Regions from separate parts of the Homo sapiens genome. Here region 2 is linked to region 1. Evidence: read pairs that join two places in POLR2A ChIA-PET (ENCODE). Cell type or tissue: Panc1. All regions are shown on one strand. Each heading gives the region's core, and the rest is flanking DNA. Links, peaks and the distances in the headings are about the cores only. Region 1 overlaps ARHGAP29 (Rho GTPase activating protein 29). Region 2 overlaps ABCA4 (ATP binding cassette subfamily A member 4).

Evidence for each region. ChIA-PET counts read pairs that join two places held together with the same protein. Peaks named below come from ENCODE experiments on the same cell type or tissue, not always from the same donor. Only the 100,000 strongest peaks of a DNase experiment are listed, where the experiment ranks them.
Region 2: POLR2A ChIA-PET joins it to region 1 with 8 read pairs; 2 of 35 experiments call an interaction of 5 or more read pairs at or near these places.

Annotation. Positions count from the first base shown.
Region 1 is chr1:94,187,489-94,196,044 of GRCh38, forward strand. ARHGAP29 (Rho GTPase activating protein 29) reads right to left here. Exons shown (of 23, transcript NM_004815.4): 13 at 2,438-2,595; 14 at 1,728-1,864; 15 at 1,349-1,453. Among named protein-coding and RNA genes, the nearest start is that of ARHGAP29, 46 kb to the right of the region's middle. RefSeq lists a silencer at 7,028-7,239. In Panc1, for the core only: no CTCF peak of the experiment used is centred there; no DNase peak of the experiment used is centred there; H3K27ac peaks cover 4,619 bases.
Region 2 is chr1:94,083,933-94,094,360 of GRCh38, forward strand. All of the region lies in intron 6 of ABCA4 (ATP binding cassette subfamily A member 4), which reads right to left. LOC124904222 (a long non-coding RNA gene) reads left to right here. Exons shown (of 2, transcript XR_007066231.1): 2 at 1-1,502. Among named protein-coding and RNA genes, the nearest start is that of ABCA4, 32 kb to the right of the region's middle. RefSeq lists an enhancer at 9,338-9,890. In Panc1, for the core only: no CTCF peak of the experiment used is centred there; no DNase peak of the experiment used is centred there; H3K27ac peaks cover 3,541 bases.

The sequences.
Region 1 (8,556 bases), core at 3,211-8,210:
TACTGAACAGAAATCTGCCTCCCTATAAATCCCAGCCTTGGTCATATTTTTCCCAAATGGAGGAAACAAGCACTCTAACTTTAATCCCTTGTCACTTCCAGTATTTGAAGACAGCTGACAGGTCTCCAATTTTCCTTTTTCCCAGGCAAGGCATTCCCAGGTTTTCACCCATTTATCAGGTGATGTGGTTTCTAAAATTTTGCCTTTACCACATGAAGTCTTATGGGATCCTAAATAATTTGGGGCTTGCTCTAGATTGGGTCATAATTTCTGGAGCTACCTAGAACCAGTTTGTTGTTACAAAGCTAATTACAAATATTGAGCTCAATATTAGGCTCACATTTCCAGAATGTTCCTTGAACTGTGCTAGTTCTAAAGAAGGCAGCAAAGTGGCAGGTGATAATCAGCCTAAGAACCCAGTGCTGCGTGAAAATAGTTTCCTAAATTTAAATATAAGAGATTTATCTAAATGAGTACAACTTCAGCAATATGTAAAAGAAGAAAAAGGCCTTGGAATCTGAGATGGCTTAAATCCTGTAATCTATTAAGATCCTAGAAGAAAGAAACGTTGCCAGAAAGAATGGGCCTGAAGCAGTCTTTGGTAGAGGTGTAAAGACAGAATGTTGGATGTAAGAATCTCATGGGTTCAACTGCTACCTTCTTCTCCCGCTAGCTGTATAACCCAGGCAAGTTACTCTCTTAGAAGCCACTAAGGGAGAATTCAAATCGCTTACTCTATTTCTCTCTGGGGATCATGAGATAATCTATATTAAAGTATCTTAAAGCACATTTGTAAAAAATTAACAAGAATAAGTAATTGCAGGCACAGAAATACCAAAATAACATTGTTTACTATAGCAATTAAGTACCAAACAATCCAAAATATGACAATTATATTCACAGAATATACAGCAGTGAAAATAAAGGTGGCTACCTACATTCACATAGATCTTAAAAAAAAACACACATAAATGAAATCACAATAGCGTAATTCAATTTGTATAACATTCAGAAGAGAGCAAAACTTCACCAGATATAGGTACTAGAAACATTTAAAATAGCTAGAGAATGTTTTTAAAACATTTCAGGATAATGGTTTATTCTGGTGGGAGATAGGGCAATGTTACCAAGGAGGTGTACACAGGGCGCTTCTAATATACTGATAATCGTCTATTCTTAGCCTGGGTGGCGAATATATGAGGGGTTTTTAAAAACTATTTTTTAAATTGTACACTTTCCTCTCTATTATGTGTGAAAGTTCACTATAAAAACAAGGTAGTTAAAAAATACCTAAAAAAGGACTGATCTTTCAATGAGTTTTCATTGCCAGACTTAAATATAGATGTACCTGGACTTATAGATTCTGAATCCAGAGATCTAGATTCGCTGCTCCCTCCAGTGCTCTCAGAATCACTAAACATCCCAAATGTCCATGATCTTATAAAGGAAGGACCTTTAATAAAAAGAATAAAGTCAAAACTTGGCTACAGGTAGATTTCATAAGGTAAAATACTGACATTCTATCAAGTGAGACAATTCAAATTTCTTTAACAATAACCAGTTATCAACGTTAAGACAGGCACCATGGTAACAACTGTGAATAAGATCTCATAAACTTACAAACTAAGGCCTGATTTTTAAATTCCAGAGCACCAATTAATTTAACAATCACATTCGAACAACCTGACCTTTTATAAATTAGCACTCTCTTTAGGGTGGAAAACTACCTGTTATATCTGCACTGTTAGAGCATCTGTCCTCTTCAATTTTATTAGAACTGTCAGGAAGGCGTACAACATCCTCTAAAGAGTTGGCAGGTCCAAATCCTGAAGGTTGGGAACTATTTAAATGTTTATTTACATTTCTGAAACAACAACAATGACAAAAAACAAAACTCAACACTCCAAAGAATAATAATCAGTTGATTTCATTCTATGTTTAGAAAAATCTATTAATTTAACAATCATAGAAGAATTAAACTAAATATTAAAAACAAACCACACTCATGGTTCAGCTTCTTATAGGAGATGTAAATACTTTTTAATTATTTGTCCTTATTACAGTGAAAACATGGGAAGTGAATAGCAAAAGTATAGTTAATTCATGTCATGGTTAAACTTTTCTAGCATGACCTCTGTGAAAAACATAGGTTAAATTTTTGTCGACCTTCAAAACATGTATGGCCATCATATGCCATTCCCAAAGGATTTTTAATTCTTAAATAAAAGAAGTCTGTGTCAAAATGGAAAGGCTCACTGTTAATGAATTACATCTATTCTTTAAATATATCTACTTCGATACCATAAAATAATATTTAAAGAACTCAGAAAATTTTTAATTTTGTCAGTTAGAAAAGTCTCCTCCTTGTACTAGATAGAAACTTAACAATTAAGTGTTTTATATTTTGAAATAATTTTGTCTGTACATTAATTCTCACCCATCAACTTTTTCTTCTTCAGTTGAATTTGTGGCCTTGACAAATTCACTGTACTCTTGGCCTGGGTCATAGAGTTTGGCACTATCACAGAGAGACTGTAAACTGTCTGCAAGGGAAGCAGCCTGCAGATGCTGCATGTGGAAGAGGTTAACTGTTACCTATGGACCCAGAGACAAAAGGCAGAGTAACTCATGATATACAGAATGCTATATAAACATACATTTATTTCAATGACTGCACCAATAAAAATGCCATACAGTGAAGCATACAACACTGAATATCACTCTGAACATACTATGATGCCTGATTTTGCATAAGTCTAGATTAGGGAGAAAAGCAGTTTGAATCTAATATCTAGGAGCAATCATTTCCAGCAAAACTGGCTTTTAGCTGAAAAGTTCAAAAGTGACTTCAAAAACTCCATGCCCCAGCTGGTTCATAATTTTAGGAGATGGATGTGTTTCTGAGGATCCTCATCTCTATATCCTGATGGTCTGATCACAACTGCCTAAGAGAAAAACATGGGGAAAACACTTCCAATCAAAGAACTATTATTTAGACTGTTTTCACTTTTTCAATCCTATAAAAATAGAAATGCTTAACTACAGTACTCAGTTCTAATAATTAGATATTACCTTGAATTTATTCAAAATAAATTATTCCATTGAGTTTCACAAATGCCTAAATATATTATCACTATCATCACTTGTACTAACAACAATAGCAGCAGCTGACAAGTGTGTACAATATGCCAGACCCATTCTCAGAGTCTTACATGAATACACTAATTTGATGTTCACAAAAACCTAGGCTTTGGGTATATTACAGCAAACCGATGAGATACTGACCCTCCTGGACCTTTACGTTCTCCTGAGGGTGGTACGCGAGAGAAGTAACAAATTACGTAAATAAAATACTTTCTGGTACTGAAAAATGCTATAAATACTACATAAGAATGTCAAATTATGCAGTATGACCAGGTACGTGTTTGTGAAAGGGTATTTCCAACATGGTAAATTAGGGAAGGCTTCTCTGAGGAGGTAACATTTGAACTGCGAGCCGATGTAAGAAAAGCTTCATGGAGATCAATCCAAATGAAAGGAGGAGGTAGTGCAAATGTGAATGCGAAAGAGCTTGTCATGCTCAAGAAAGAGATGAAAGGTCAATATGGTTGAAGTATATGGAAAGAGCTGGAGCTCTGGTTTAAGATAAAGCTAAAAAAAGAAGTAGTCATCTGAACTATGGCAAGGTGTCTGAATTTAAGAGCAACAGGAAGCTGGTGGAGCATTTTACACAAAGCTGTAACATGATCTGATTTATTCTTTAAAATGACACTCTGGCTTCTTTGTGGGGAAGGTATTTAAGGGTAGCAATCTGAATAAGTGCTAAATTTCGATTAGCTTAATGTTATTTCAAAGACTGCCATGTTTCCTCTTCATCTCTCTTGATATACCAGATGATAGGATAATTAGCCTCTAAGTCCTTTTCAATGTAGACAGGCATTCCCTAAGGATACTTGACTCTGCATAAATAGTATTTGAAAAGTACAGATAACAGAATAAATAGCTTATTTGTGCCCTAACTTCTTCAAGAAACAAAGAAAATTCAAACTGCATAAGGTACAGTTTAATTCTAGCAACTGGCTATGTTAGAGCATTCTCCAGCTAAAGGTAAACTGCTTACTCTCTTGATCCTAAAGGTAACTTGCACGCTAGGTGACCTTCATCAAGTTATTTATAATTTATTTAAACCAGTGCATTGAAAAAGTTAATGTGCAAATGAATCACCTTGGGGATCTTGTCCAAATGTAGATTATGGTTCTAAGGATCTGTGTTGAAACCCAAGATTCTGCATTCCTCATAGGCTCTCAAAGTAATGGCAATATGACTGGTCCAAGGACCGCATCTTGAGAAGGCTTTCTAAACTTTAGTTTTCTCATCAGTAAAATGGAGCTAAAAACTTGATAGGATTTTTGTGAGAATTAAATGAATTAATGTAGACCATGAGCTTAATACACTGGCAGGTACGTAGTCAATCTTAGCTATTATTAGCTATTGTTTGAGGTGAAGAGAATTTGTCAAAAGTAAATGGCCTAAATGACTTCTAAGGTAATTTCAAATCCTGGATTTTATAATTCTTTTAAATCCTTTCATGATTCTTTAAGTAAATAATATATTAATTAATCAAAATTTGGAAAATAAATGAGATACAATATTAAACACTCAAAAATATTTTAAGGAAGTTTTCTGGTTCAGATGCAGTAAGCTAACTTCTCCCGTCTCCCACTGAATTCACCTAAAAATCTGAACAGAATGCACAAATCAAGACTCTGAAAAGTAAATGGAAATAAACTACAATTCAAGGTATGACCTATCCAGTGATAGGTCTACTCCTGCCCTCTTTTCCAGCCCATGCTCAGCTCCTACCCAATTCTCCAATTCCCAAAGTACAAACTGAGTGCAGACAGAAGGAGCTCCAAGAGAGGTCCTTTCTGGCCCAAGGAACAAAAGCGGGGAGGGGTGATGGGAGATGAAACTAAAACAGTAGAAGAAAACTCCCTGGTTTCTTTTGTATATTTATTTTCTCTCCTGCCCCAGACCCCAAGCAAGTCCAAATCCCTAAGACACAATCTTATGGGAGCAGCAATGATGGCAGTAGCAGCTGAGGAGATGCCAAAACTCTGATGGAAATCCTTGTTTATGACCAGATGAACTGTAGTCTAGAGTGAGAGGGTCTGAAATTTCTGTTACTTTTTTCTCTTTATCCTCCCCACACTTGGCCCTGGAGAAGAGCAGAATAGGCAGACCTAAGCCCCCAGCCAGAAGATTAGGAAGGGAGTCACGCAGAAGCTGGAAAATGAACCTAACTGTATCAAATGGCTGCTAAAATTGAAAAAAAAAATTAATGCTCAATATAGGTTATAAACAGGACCCAGAGTCAATAAAGTAATGATGAAAATATCTAGGATATCATTCAAAATTACTTGTCATACAAAGAACCAGGAAAATCTCAACAACTCGCAAGACAAAAGACAATAAAAAGACACCAACCCTGATACAGCTCAGATTTGGGACGATTAGATGAAAAATCTACAACAACTATTACAAAGGTTTCAAAAAAGTAGAGCAAACAATCTTGAAACATGGAAAAACAGAAGAAGTCTCAGCAAAGAAATGTAAGATATAAAGAAACAAAAGGAAAATTTATTGCTGAAAAATAAAATATCCAGAACAAAAAATTTACTGGATGAACTGTATGGGAGAATGGGGATAACCAAAGGAAAAGAGACTGTGAACTTGAAGACAGATCAACAGAACACTATAAACAACCAAGAGGAAAAAGCTTTGGGGAAAAAACAGAGGACCTCCAGAACTGCAGAAGATTAACAAAAGCTCTAGTGTTTGAGTCACTGCCTGTCAGAGAAAGAGGAAAAAGAATACTACAAAAAAAAAAAAAAATTGAAGAAACAATAGTTGAAAACTTCTCAAATTTTTCAAGAGTCAAACTTGTAGATTCAAGAAGTTCAACCAATCCAAAACAGGAAAAACAGCAAAAACCAGGTCTAGATACGTCTTAAACAGATAAAATCCAAAGACAAAAAAAATCCCACAAAAACAGCCAAAGAAAAACACATGCCACAATTGGGGAATGATAATTCATATGATTACTGGTATCTCATGAGAAACTACGGATGCCATAAGGCAGTGGAACAATATTTTTAAAGCAGTGAAAGAACTGATTTCTGTATTTAGAATTCTATATCCAGTGAAGGTGTCCTTCAGAAATAAAGACGAAATAAAGACATTCTCATATGAAACACAACCAAGTGAATCCATTACCAGCAGACCTGCTATAAAATAGTGGTAAAGGAAGTTCTGTAGACAAAGTGTTACCAGAGGAAAGATGGAACCACTAGAATGCAAGAAGAATGAATAGAAATAGTAAATAATAGACTACTTTTTTCCTCTTAACCTCTTTATAATATGTATGACTTTTAAAAGCAAAAATTATGAGAGTCTGGTGAGGTTTTCAACGTATATGGATGTAATTTACATATATCAAATACAACCCAGATTAGGTAAAGGAACTTCTACGGTGGTGATGCTTCTGTGTTCCACTTGAAGTGGTAAAAAACTAGTTCTAAGTAGACTGTAAAAAAATTAAGTGTATGTATAAATATAGATAAGTGTGCAACCATTTTTTTTAAACTTGGCTATTTATAGAATAATCTATTTTAGGCTGAATTGTCCTAGTACATGTTTTAATGCATCTAGCATTTTCATAAAACTCTGGAAGCCACATTAAATGCTCGGCTTCTTCAACAGTTTTTCACAGTTCATTACTACACTTTCAGGTAACTAGTAATCTCAGAACTTCTATTTCTGTTCCATGAAAGAGATAATTTTTTTTTTACCAGAATGCTTATTTTGTATCTTAATGACACAATATCCATTTTCATATATGACAGAATCCATATATGTACTACTACATCTGTATGTTCTTAGTCACATCAGGCTGCTACAACAAAAATACCACAGAGTGACTTAACAAAGATTTATTTCTCACAGTTGTAGAGATTGAGAGATCAAGACCAAGGCACTATCAGATTCAGGGTCTGGTGTGGGCCCCAATTCCTGATGCGTAGACTGTTCTTTTCTCTCTGTGTCCTCACATGATAGAAGGGGAAGGGTCATGAGGGCTCCACCTAGTCACCTCCCAAAAGCCCCACCCTCCAAATATCATCACATCATCACACTGGGGATTAGGAACTCAACATGCTAATTTTGCAGGGGGTCATAAGCAGTCCATAGCAACTCAGTTCAACCAAGTCTTAAACAGATAAATACCAAAGATTCAACCAAGATTGTGAGGTTCTAATGAGAATTTACAATGCTAAATGATCTCAAAAACCATTATGTTTTGATATATGCTGCTTAACTGGTTGACTCTATATGACATAAACAATCAAACACATTTTTTCATTGGTCAAGCGATGTAGTTTTACATTTAGCTTCACTGAGAGTAAATGTAGACAAAAGTAAAAAGTAATAATAGAAGTCTACATGCAACCATTGTGGTTATCAAGGCAATGCAAGTTTCTAAATGATAATTAGAGGGAGATTTTCTCGGGTTATATAAAAAGATAAAAATTGAATTTCCTAACTGGAAGCTGGCCAGGAGTGGTTTGTAACTGCTATATTCTCTTGAAAAAGACACTGTAGTCATTAGAACGAGAAGGGAAGGGAAAGAGTTCTACCAAACAAAATCTCAGTTTTGGTTCATTTATTAAACTTTTCTCTCATTTTATAAGAACAAAGGGGAAAAAAACCATTCTGGTGATTGGACCCATGGGCCAGGCAACCCAATATTCAATTGACAGTGAATCCAAGACATTGCAAGCAATATTCAGTTTATGACAGTGGTGCCAGGGGAGGTGTTATGAGCATCCACACTGTTTTTTCCTTCACAATGTTTTCTTCAGAAAACATTTAAAAGTTAGGAATATAACCTGAGCTACTATAGCTTCTTAATAACACAGATGTGTGCAACCAATTTTTTAAAAAAGGTATATGAAGATACATAATAAAAAACCCAGTAGACAAATTAAAATATATGTCTAGAAAAGTATCAATTCATCCAAAAGACGGCAGCAAAAGGGAAATAGATTAAGGAAAATATCATAAGGCATAAACAAAAAAGAAATAAAATGATAAAACTAAATCTGAACATATATTTACCTTAAATATAAATGGTCTAAACACTCCACTTATAAGATAGTGCCAAAATAGATTTTTAAAAAAAATCACAATAGAAGTATATGCTCTCTATAATGCTATATAAGAAACTCACTTTAAATATGATAAAATTAAAAGAATGATAAAAGATATGCTACACTCAAAATAACCAAAAGAAAACTGGAATAACATATCAGTATTAAATAAAGTAAAATAAAAAGCAAGGGAATTTATCAGTATAAAAAGAGACACATTTCTAGGGATAAAAGGATCAATATACCAAGATCATTAATAATTGTTACTGTGTAAGCAACGGAGCTTCAAAATACATAAAACAAAAACTGATAGAACTAAAAACACACAATATGTTGGAGACTTCAAAAC
Region 2 (10,428 bases), core at 2,986-7,985, 100 kb before region 1:
TGGAGGATTTGACCAGCTACATCACCTTTATTTTAAAGCAGCTGCTGGTAGGAGTCGGAGAAGTTCCCTTGCAGATTCTCCAATTGCCAGCAGTGTTCAGGAAACCCCAGCCCATGTGAACTCACCACTGCTCCTGCTTTTGCCACCTCGGCAGGGGATGTGGAAGTCCCCAGGTGTGCTGCCTCCAAGCTCCAGAGACTGATGTGAACATCTGGTTTTCTGGAAACCAAGGTCATGTCCTGTTTGACTTCATGCTTCATGTTTCAAAACTGATGGAATCACTGATCCTAGAGGAGTCATGTAGGACTGAGTTCTAAGTGTAAAGACAGTGGTTTTCCAACTCAAGTGTGCTTCCTGAGTAGGTGTGAAGTGAGCACTGGGCATGTGCCTTTTAACCAGCTGGACTTGTAATTCTCATCCAAGTATCTGGGGACCAAAAGCCTCTGCTTTTTATTTGCCAGCACAGTTCTCCTAAATGATCATTGGGCTGACCTAACTTGCATCAGTGCTGACAAACAGGTGGAGTTAGGCTTTGACCAGCCAGGTTCTCATTTGTAGCTGTGTGTCTTTGCCCCTCTCCTCTTGGCTGTAGATGCAGAGGTCCTTGTATTCTTTTTGACCCTGAAACTCTAGAATAAATGTAGGTACACTCAGGCAGCATTCATATTTCAGGCTTATTTTCTAATTGTGAAATAAAAGGCCTTGTTAGGTATGGGAGTTACAAAGCAGATGGGTAGAATTTTCCAGAGGAAAGAACAACTAAGCTGCTATTGACACCACATCACTGAGAAGCGTCTCCCCTCTTTGACCTGAGCACTGGACCGAGGCATTTGTCTTGCCGGGAGTACTCTTCAAACTCCTTCGAAATAGCTTCAGTGGGTGCTGGGCAAAGCACTTTAATTTCTGTTTTTTCCATACAAGGGTGGGGCTGAGAAGAAGAGTGGGTGTGAAGGGAGGAAGCAAGTAGGCAAAACTGTGTGTCGATAAGCAAGTTAGCCCCAAGTCCTGCCCGTCCTCCCTCCTGTCTCCCCTGAGATTATTAGAGATGAAAAGAGACCTGAGAGACATAGCAGTAAAATGGCCACAGGTGGATTTTGATTCTGATCTGAACAAACCAGCTGTAGCAATTGGGGGAAAGTGGACATGAAATGGGTATTAGGTATTATTAAGACATTATGATAAATTTTGTTGGGTATGATCATAGCATGGTGATTTTGTTAAAACAAGTTCTTACATGTTAGAGATACAGAGGGAAGTACATATGGTGAAATGATATGTTGTCTGTGATTTGCTTCAAAAAAACTTCAGGAAAAAAAGGTGGAGAACAGTTAAAACAAGAACAGCCAAATATTGATAATAGTTGAAGCTGGGTGATAGATCCATGGGAGCTCATTTTATTATTCACTCTACTTTCATACTTTTTTCCTACAATAAAACGTTTTAATAATAAAAAAGGTTTTAGTGTATATGCAAAAATAAATTGTCGAATGAGCAAATACTAAGGAAGTATCCTATCTGTTTTGTTCTTCCTCTCTAGGACTACCTTTGTTCACTTCCCTTCTAGAATATTTCATCAAAATAGGCATAGAAAAAGGACTGGCCTTCTTGCCAGTCCCCTTGCCTCTAGCCCCCTCCCTTCCAATGCATTGTGGTCTGAGTTACCCAACAGGCCAATCCAGTCATGTCGCTTTCCCTGCTCAAACATCTTCCATGGCTCCCTACTGTCTCCAGAAGAGAAGGCCATTACTACGTTTTGACACACATGACCTCTGTGAGCTGGTGCCTGGCTCCCTCACTTGCCTTCTCTCCTGCTTCTCTGCTGCCACAGTGGACTTCTTTTTATGTCTGCTCACACGTCAGCTGTCTCCTGCCCCTAGCTCTGCTCTCTATTCCCCCCCATTCCTTCTTTGCCTGGCAAACTTCTACTCATCCCTCAAGTCTCATTCCTAACATGATGACCTATGTGAGAAACAGCTTCCTCCCAAGTAGATTTAGATGCCCCTTTTTCTATGCCTCTTGCTCACCCCTGCCCAGCCACGCTCTCTTTAGGAGTTCTGTTTCCTTCCTTGTGCTCTTCACCATTGGTAATTATTCTGGTGTTTACTTGTCATCTATCTCCCCTGTAAGACTCTATGCTCCATGTAGACAGAAATCATACTGGATGACTTCTAGGTATGCTGGGCATGTGGTGGGCACTCAGTATTTGATGTGTGAGTAAATGATCTTATCAGAATAACAAGCAGATTGATTATAATTGTTTATACACCTGATACTCCATGAAATGGTATGTTCATTAAGGACAGGACCCCACTTTTTATCTTTGTATCACCAAGCTTTTTATCCATTGCATTTTCTGTACACTCATCGATGTCCAACTAAGGAAGGTTCTGTAAGACAAGTCTGCTTTTAAGTTGTCTTTTTTTAAAAGGGTAAATAAATTTGGTCTTTTTATCTTGAAGTCAAATTCCCCTATATTGAAGTCCTGTTAGAAGTGGATGTAATAAAGAAGTGGTAAATTAATGACTTCCTGAAAATTCATAATCACTCAATTTTACTAATTCAATTAATCGTATTGCCTAGGTAGTTCTGAGTCACATGAAGAGCACATAGGCTGTTTTTTTTTTTTAAGACAACGAAGTAGTAGCTGTTTACTTATATAAAGTACAAGGCAAAACTGTCTCTGCAAACTTCCCCACATCTCTACCCAAGGATAATCAATGTTAACAATTTGGCACATATCCTTCCAGAAGCACGAAGACTTTAACTTCTTTTTATATCTTTTTCCTGATTGACAATTCCACAGACCTCCACATTTTTACCATAGTTTGCAGTTTAACCACATCAGCATATGTGGCAGCACTTGGAGAACACCCTGCCCCAAATGGTGGCTTTGCTTTCCCTAAAGACTAAGGGTTCCCTCCAAGAATACGAGATCAGCACTGTCTTAGTTCACTCTGGCTGCTACAACAAAATACCATAAGCTGGGTAAACAACAGAAATCTATTTCCCACAGATCTGGCAGCTGGGAAGTCTAAGATCAAGGCTCCAGCAGGTTTATTGCATGGTGCGGGCTCATTTCCTGATTCGTAGATGGCATCTTCTCTCTGTGTCTTCATATGGTGGAAGCGGCAAGCTGGCTTTCTGGGGTTTTACAAGGGCACTAATCCCAGTCATGACCTAATTGCCTCCGAAAGGCCCCACCTCCTAATGCCATCATCTTGGGGATGAAGATTTCAACATATGAATTTTGGGGAGGATGCAAACATTCAGATCATAGCATGCATCTCCTCTTCATTTTTATCCCCCTGTTGCCTAAACGTCCTAATAAATGTATAACATGAAGCATAAGAAAGACCTCAAGAATAATGCACACACCAACCCATTCCATTAACCTTGCCTAGCACTGAGTGACTAGGCTTCGTCACAGTGACAAAGATTGATGCTTATCTATGCAATATTGCTAAAAGTCATAATGCCTGGCCCAGCCTCCCATGCATACAGGGTGAGCCTATGGCACAATGGTAACCAAGACACCAGGAGAAGTCATAGGATGGGGTTTCTGGAAATGGTCTTTTGAAGTAGGCCCCTCTGCCCTTTGCCTGGTCCCTGCCTGCAACATGGATGTGCTGGAGGAGGCAGCACAGGTGTTTGGAGGTCACCAGATGACAGGCATATGCTGGGGATGAAGGAGGGAAACACAGGGCAGCCTGGGGGTCTTGAGGAAACCTGTGGTGCTCCAAACCCCTCTTGGAGGACCCAGCTCCAGACTCTGCCTGGGGAGAAAAATGAAACCCACGGTTTCTCTGACTTTTGTTACTCACAGCCAGGTGCAGTTTCTAAATGATAAAATCCCACATTTGACAAATATGTATTGAGTGTCTGCTATTGTGCCAGGTGCTGGGGACACGGCAGTGAATGAAACAAAGTCCTCCCTTCATGGGGTTTACCTCCAAGAGTCTCCCTGAGGCTTCGCCAGCCCTTCCATCACTGTCGTCATGCTGTGTATACGTGCAAGATTCTCCCACAGGAGAGAAAGAATCTACCTCTGATCGCTTATGTCTCCCTAGCTACAGTCTAATTTCTCTCTTCCACCCTTCATTCCCACATTCTTTTAAGCATAGTCCGTAATCAGTGACTTCACTTCCTCACCAACACTTCCCTGGCTTCTACCCTCACCATCCTACTAAGATGCTTTATCAAGAACCCCCCAGTTTTCTCCTGGTTTTTAAGTCTAGTGGACATTTTTGCTTCTTGTATTTTCAAACCTCTCTGCTTTTCTCAACATTTTGATCATGTCCTTTTCCTCCCTGGTCGTCTGTGACACTGCTTTTGCCTGGTTTGCTTTGCTACTTCTCTGCCTTTCCCACCAGCAACTGTACCTCTACCTTCCCCTGAAGTGCTGAGGTTCCCAAGGGCCTCCCTTGCTCCTCTCACTCTGCACACTCCCCGGATAGTCTCATTTCCTTTATCATTTAATCTGCTACCTTTTTGTTGATGACTTCTAAATCTGTACCTCCAACCTAGACCTCTCCCCAGAGCTTCAGACTTACATATCCAACTGTCTGCTGGGCATCTGCCTAGATCCAGCGTGTTCTGAACTGACCACATCGTCTTACCCCAAACCAACTTCTGTGCCTGTGTGCCCTTTCTGTGGCTGGCACCACTTTCTGTCTGGGACCCATCATGGGTTCTTCCCATCCCATTGTCTAAATCTCCAGCCTGGAGATCCAGAAATTGGTGCTGGGAATGAGTGTGGGGTAGGATGAGCCCTTAGATAGCAGAGGGTAACCAAGGGACATCTGAAAGGCTACTTTAGGAGGAAGCTGGCATCAAAGACTGGAATCCAAAGAAGCTATGCAGACAAAAAGCAACCAGGTCCTAGATAATAGGAAGGCATCTAAGAGGGGGTAGGAGCCCAGAGGCACAACCTAAGGAACAGCCACACTCATGTCTCCAGGGAGGCTGCGCATAAGTAAATCAGTCACAAGCTCCCATCAGTTTTGATTATTTTCTCTTCTTTCTGAATTTGTTTCCTGTCTTCCTCACTTGAGTGTGGGTGGGAGATTGCCCATGGCCATGTGGACAATCTTCTCTCCATCCCCTCTCCTTTACTTCTGCAGGCCCCAGGCACACTCTGGTCTTGAAACTCCACCACACATCACATGAACACTTTGGAAAGCATCTGTGTCCATATCTATTCAGATCTCTGTCTATCTATAGGTCTAGGTCTATGTAGGTATAGTTTTCTAAAAGCTCCTAATTTTTACTTATGAAATTATTTGACTTTGAACAACTTATTTAATGATTTATCTGGTATGAATTTTAAGCAATCATTGTGAATACTTAGAAGTGTTTGTAAAGTGGAAAAACCTGAACTGCAAACAGGCTTTGGAATTTAAGATTTTATGAATATAGTAAATCCTCACTTAATTCATCCACAGGTTATTGGAAACTTCAACTAAGTGAAATGGCTATAATGAAACCAATTTTACCACAGGCTAATTGATATAAACCAGAATTAAGTTTCTTTCTTTTCTATTTTTTTTTTTTTTTGAGATGGAGTGTCACACTGTCGCCTAGGTGGGAGTGCAGTGGCACGATCTCTGCTCACTGCTCCGCCTCCCGGGTTCAAGTGATTCTCCTGCTTCAGCCACCCAAGTAGCTGGGACTACAGGTGCCCACCACATCTGGCTAATTTTTGTATTTTTTAGTAGAGACAGGGTTTTACCATGTTGGCCAGGCTGATCTTGAACTCCGGACCTCAAGTGATGCGTCTGCCTCGGCCTCCCAAAATGCTGGGATTATAGGTGTGAGCCACTGCACTTGGCCCAAAATTAAGTTTCTATAGCTTGTTTCTGGTTACAATAAATCACCAAACTTCAAAATAAAGACTAAAATACTTCTAATATTAAATATTGAAATACATGTGAACTATACATACATTTTCAAAGATTAATTAAAAAGTAAGATAATTATTCACCCAATTATTTCAGTTCAGAGTCATGGGTGGCTGGATTCCATCCCAGCAGCTCAGGGCACAAGGTAGGAATCTAACCTGGACAGGATGCCCTCCCATGGCAGGGGCACTCACTCCCACACCCACACTCACTCACGTTGGAATCATGCAGACACACCGTTTCCACTAATGGGCACATCTTGGGGATGTGGGGGAAACAGGAGTACCTGGAGCTAACCCAAGCAGACATGGGAAAGATGTGCAAACCCCACGCTGACAGTGGCCCTGGCCAGGAATCAGTTTTGTTTTCTCTCATCAACGGTATGATAAAACAGTGTTGAATGAAACTCAAGGGCTTGTTTTAACTAAATTTAACAATGAAGTTGAATAAAATTACCTTCCTTAAATATTCATTTAATATTCATTCATTATAATTCTAAAGTTTTTTCATTTTCTTTTGGAGCCAATTAAAAAAAAAAAAAAACTTCAAATCTCAAATAGTTTTGTAGGCTTCTGTAAAGCCTGCAGTCCTTAGCCACTAGTCCTATCACTTTGAGGACTAATGGATCAAAATGACCAACCCACCCTGTCTCACCCCATTCTCACTCTACCCCTACTGGCCAGAGTCAACTCATTTCAAACTACCTCACCTTCTCCAGAAAGCCTTCTTCCCCCATCACCATGCTCTTCCAGCTTTCCTTCCCTAGGGATTAGGTGCCCCTCCTAGCTATTCCTGTCTTTCTCAGTGCATTTATTTACCACTTTTATTTTGGTTTGCTGTTATTTTTTAATGTATCTATCTCTCCACTAGACTGTAAACTCATTAAGCATAGGAATAGGTTTTATTTTGTTTGTCTTTTATCTTCTGGGCATGGTACACAGTAGGTGCTCAATAATACGTGTTGTGGTAATTAATGAGTAAATAAACTATAACAGAGTAGGAAAGAGACTGTGTCTGTTGAGGTTTTAGGTTCCATGAGGGCTATATATAGCAGTCATCATGGTGACTTACAGGGAGGGAGCAGTCAGTTTCACCTGGGGACGGGGAAGTGACACTTGAGCTGAGGTTTGTAAAGAGACAAACTGATGACTGTGAGAGTGAGGACAGTGTCTGTCAGTAAAAGGGGAGGGCCCAGGAATTCCAGGTGGAGAAAGGAACGTGAAGAGAGTCAGCAAGAAAGAGTGACTAGAGAGACAGCCAGATAAGAGCAAGACTAGGAATTTGGGGGAAAGGGAACAGAGAAACAATAGCTTGAGATGTATTTTTGTGTGGTTAATACCCTTTTTTCCATCTTGTTAATAATTTAATAATATTCCTTCACCAAATAGTTACTAAGCTCCAGTTACGTGCCTGGTGCTACAGCTACAATTTCCTTCCCAGCTCTTTTTAGTGGGAATGGTAAATGATGAGGGTCCGGTCCTCACACCTTACATCTCTGAATACTGCCTAGTCCCGAGGGAGCCCTCCATATGTACCTGTTCACAGTTGCCTGACTGAGGTTGCCATAAATTATAAAATAACTTTCCCAGGGCTCTCCTCTTCTTTTGGTTCCCCCTTCCCTATTATCTGTTCAAATTCACATGAATTGTTTCTGTCAAAGAACCGGAAGAGACTGTAAGTTTAGTTGGAATGGAACTGAGAAACTATTTCTGGAAAAAAAAGTCACAGATCAAAATGGCAAACATCATCTCACACACACACACACACACACACACACACACACACACACACACACACAATTTCCTATGCCAAATAAGTTCTCTTAATTTTCCAAGTAACAAATAACTCTTCCATGTCACACATCACAACTGACAGCACTGCCAGCCGAAGTTCAAGGTCAGACTAGACCTCTAAGGAAGATAAGGCTGTGAAGGGATCTGCCTCTACTAACTGAGGTCAGTCTAAGGGGCCTTTAGGCCTTGATCCTGTGCTTAAGAAATTGATATAAGGTCCTAGGCAGCAGCCAAGATGATTCCGGCCCTAAGAGGTCTCTGCTTGGGTTGTCTGGGATCAAAACCATGTCTCTCCCTTGGGACTGTGTAATATTTTTTTCTTAAGGTAGAACAGACATGTTTATCACCTCCTAAAAAGTCTTGTTGGCATAGTATTTCTGATGCTTTGGATCAAATGTGTTCATCAAACAGATGTCACCCAACCGCACATGAAATGTCTTAAGCATTGAATGTTTTGTTGTTTTACTTTCTGTGATTCAAAGAAGACAATCTGGAAACAGTATTAATTTCTAAGTTGAGGATATACCTAACACAAGGGTAAATAAGTAGCCTCAGGTTCAATGTGTCTTTTTGGGGCAGACATGGCCTCTGCAGGCTATGGAAGGTTCTGAAGGGAGGGATGAGCTGCAGTCTTGAAGGCATGCAGACCAGAGGTGAAAAGCAGTTGAAGCAGTGGACAGAAGTGTGTGCTGCTGTGTTCAGTCCTGGGCTGAGCTACAGGAAACCCACATTTATCCGGGAGGGAAGTTGTTGCTAGGCAACTGGGAGAATGTGGATTTGAAGCATGTTTCTTGCAAACTGACAGTTGTTAAGCATCAAATGAAAAGGGAGGAAGCGGGCTTCAGTGGTGAGGGGGCAACCAGGAGGGGACACCCTGAGTGCTAGGAAATGCGTCATCAGTGGAGAATTCAGACTCAATCACTGGGGGGTTGGGGGACATGTCAAACGGTCTCTACCAGGAGGTCACAGAGACATGCAGTCTCCCAGAATGAGAGGGAACTGAGTGTCTCAACTAGAGGGTGGGCTCTTGGGTATGTGAACAGACAAGTTATGAGACTCTTTGGCTCAACAGAAACTAGGTCTTTTTCTGTCCGTCCCAGTATCTGTGGTTAATGAAAGCAAAACTGAGCTTGGAATCTAGAGGCAGCCAAAAGGTCACTCCATGAGACAGACCTTCTCCTAGTCTGGGGGGGTCTGAAGAAGGAGAAATGGGGAGCAAAGGGCCTCTCAAAAGAGGCTGTGCTTTTATAAGAGCAAAATGCTTTTTGTTCAAAGTGTTTTTCCATCTCTTCTCTAATGTGAATTTCATTACTATTTCATGAGCTGTGTAGGACAAGTCTTATTTTCTCGATTTTACGGATGGGAGGCTAAGATTTCCTTTAAATGGCAGCAAGTTAGGAGCCAACATAGAGCCAGGGCCCAGTCTCTCAGCCACTAAGAGATGCCTGTATGCCCCAGCAGCTGCCCAGGCCTGTGGTCCTCACGCCATTGGATCCTGTGCTCAGGGGCAGGGAGGATGCTGAAGGGGGCAGGGAGGATGCTGAATACTTCATAAACAGAGTTAAGGAAGAATCGGTGTATATTGAGACCGCTTACTAAAGAATGCATATTAGTGGTAGGTAGAAAAACATTTTAATGTAAAGGCTATTAACCTGGGGTCTGGCTTCAGCTGCTCCATGAGCCCCATCCTGTGTGTCCCTGTGAACTTAGTTTTCTTTAGGGAACAGGTCTAGAGCTGTAGTCAGATTCTCGAAGGTAATCCTAACCCATAAGAAAGGTTAAGAGCTACTGTTCTGTAGAGATAAAACATATCAGAAGCCAAAACCTTTCTTAAAACCAACTGACCCTGGAGAGAACCTGACGCCTCACACATTGGTGCACACATTGTAGGCGCCTAGTGCGTATTTACTGAACAAAGGCCAGGACCCCAGGACTCATTATCCTCAATGGCAGCCTTCCCAGGGGCCTGCTCTTGTCTTAAGTGACTTCAGTTTTGACTTCTCAGTATTTCTTTCTTTGTAAATCCATAAAAGAACATCTGATCTGTCATGAAAATAAGCCCTGGCCTACTGCCTGCCTGGAGCTGAAAAGACATCAAGGCAGGCAAGTGACAATCCAGCCAGTAGGCTCAATGTGCACGAAGGGGCCTCTCTTCTATTTCATTTTTATTTCTTCTTTGTTGAAATCCATTCACCCAGAGGATATTTTGATGGTAATAGGTAAAGATTTTTGTAGATGCAGGCAGAAAAAATACTAATGCTATAAATCAAATATATTTGCTGTGGCTTGAATATTTTCATAAAACCCCCCAAAAACAACAACAAAAACCTTCCTGATTTAGTTTTGTTTCCTCCCAACAGCCCTGCTGTTCCCTGGTACTGGCACTCAGGAATCACTCCTTTCTCTTCTCCCCTTCCCAAAACCCTTATGGAGAAGTGGGAGAAATTGGAAAGAATGAGGAAGTCATGACATCAAGTCATTAGTGGGACCTCACTGTAAAATCCTGTAGCTGTGGGGGCTTTCCCAGACACTTGACGTAGCAATATCCACCCGAAAGTTGAAATGCATAGGTGAAGTTTAACAATCTGCAACCAATGACCCAGGAGAGCAGCAACTGTGGCAACTCTCACTGGGTAGGGGGCGGTCCACCCACGCTTCTCCCCAGTGACTCAGGAATTCAGGGAGCCAGAGCCAAGAATGAAACAGGACATTGATGGGCGCATGTAGTCAGAACCCCA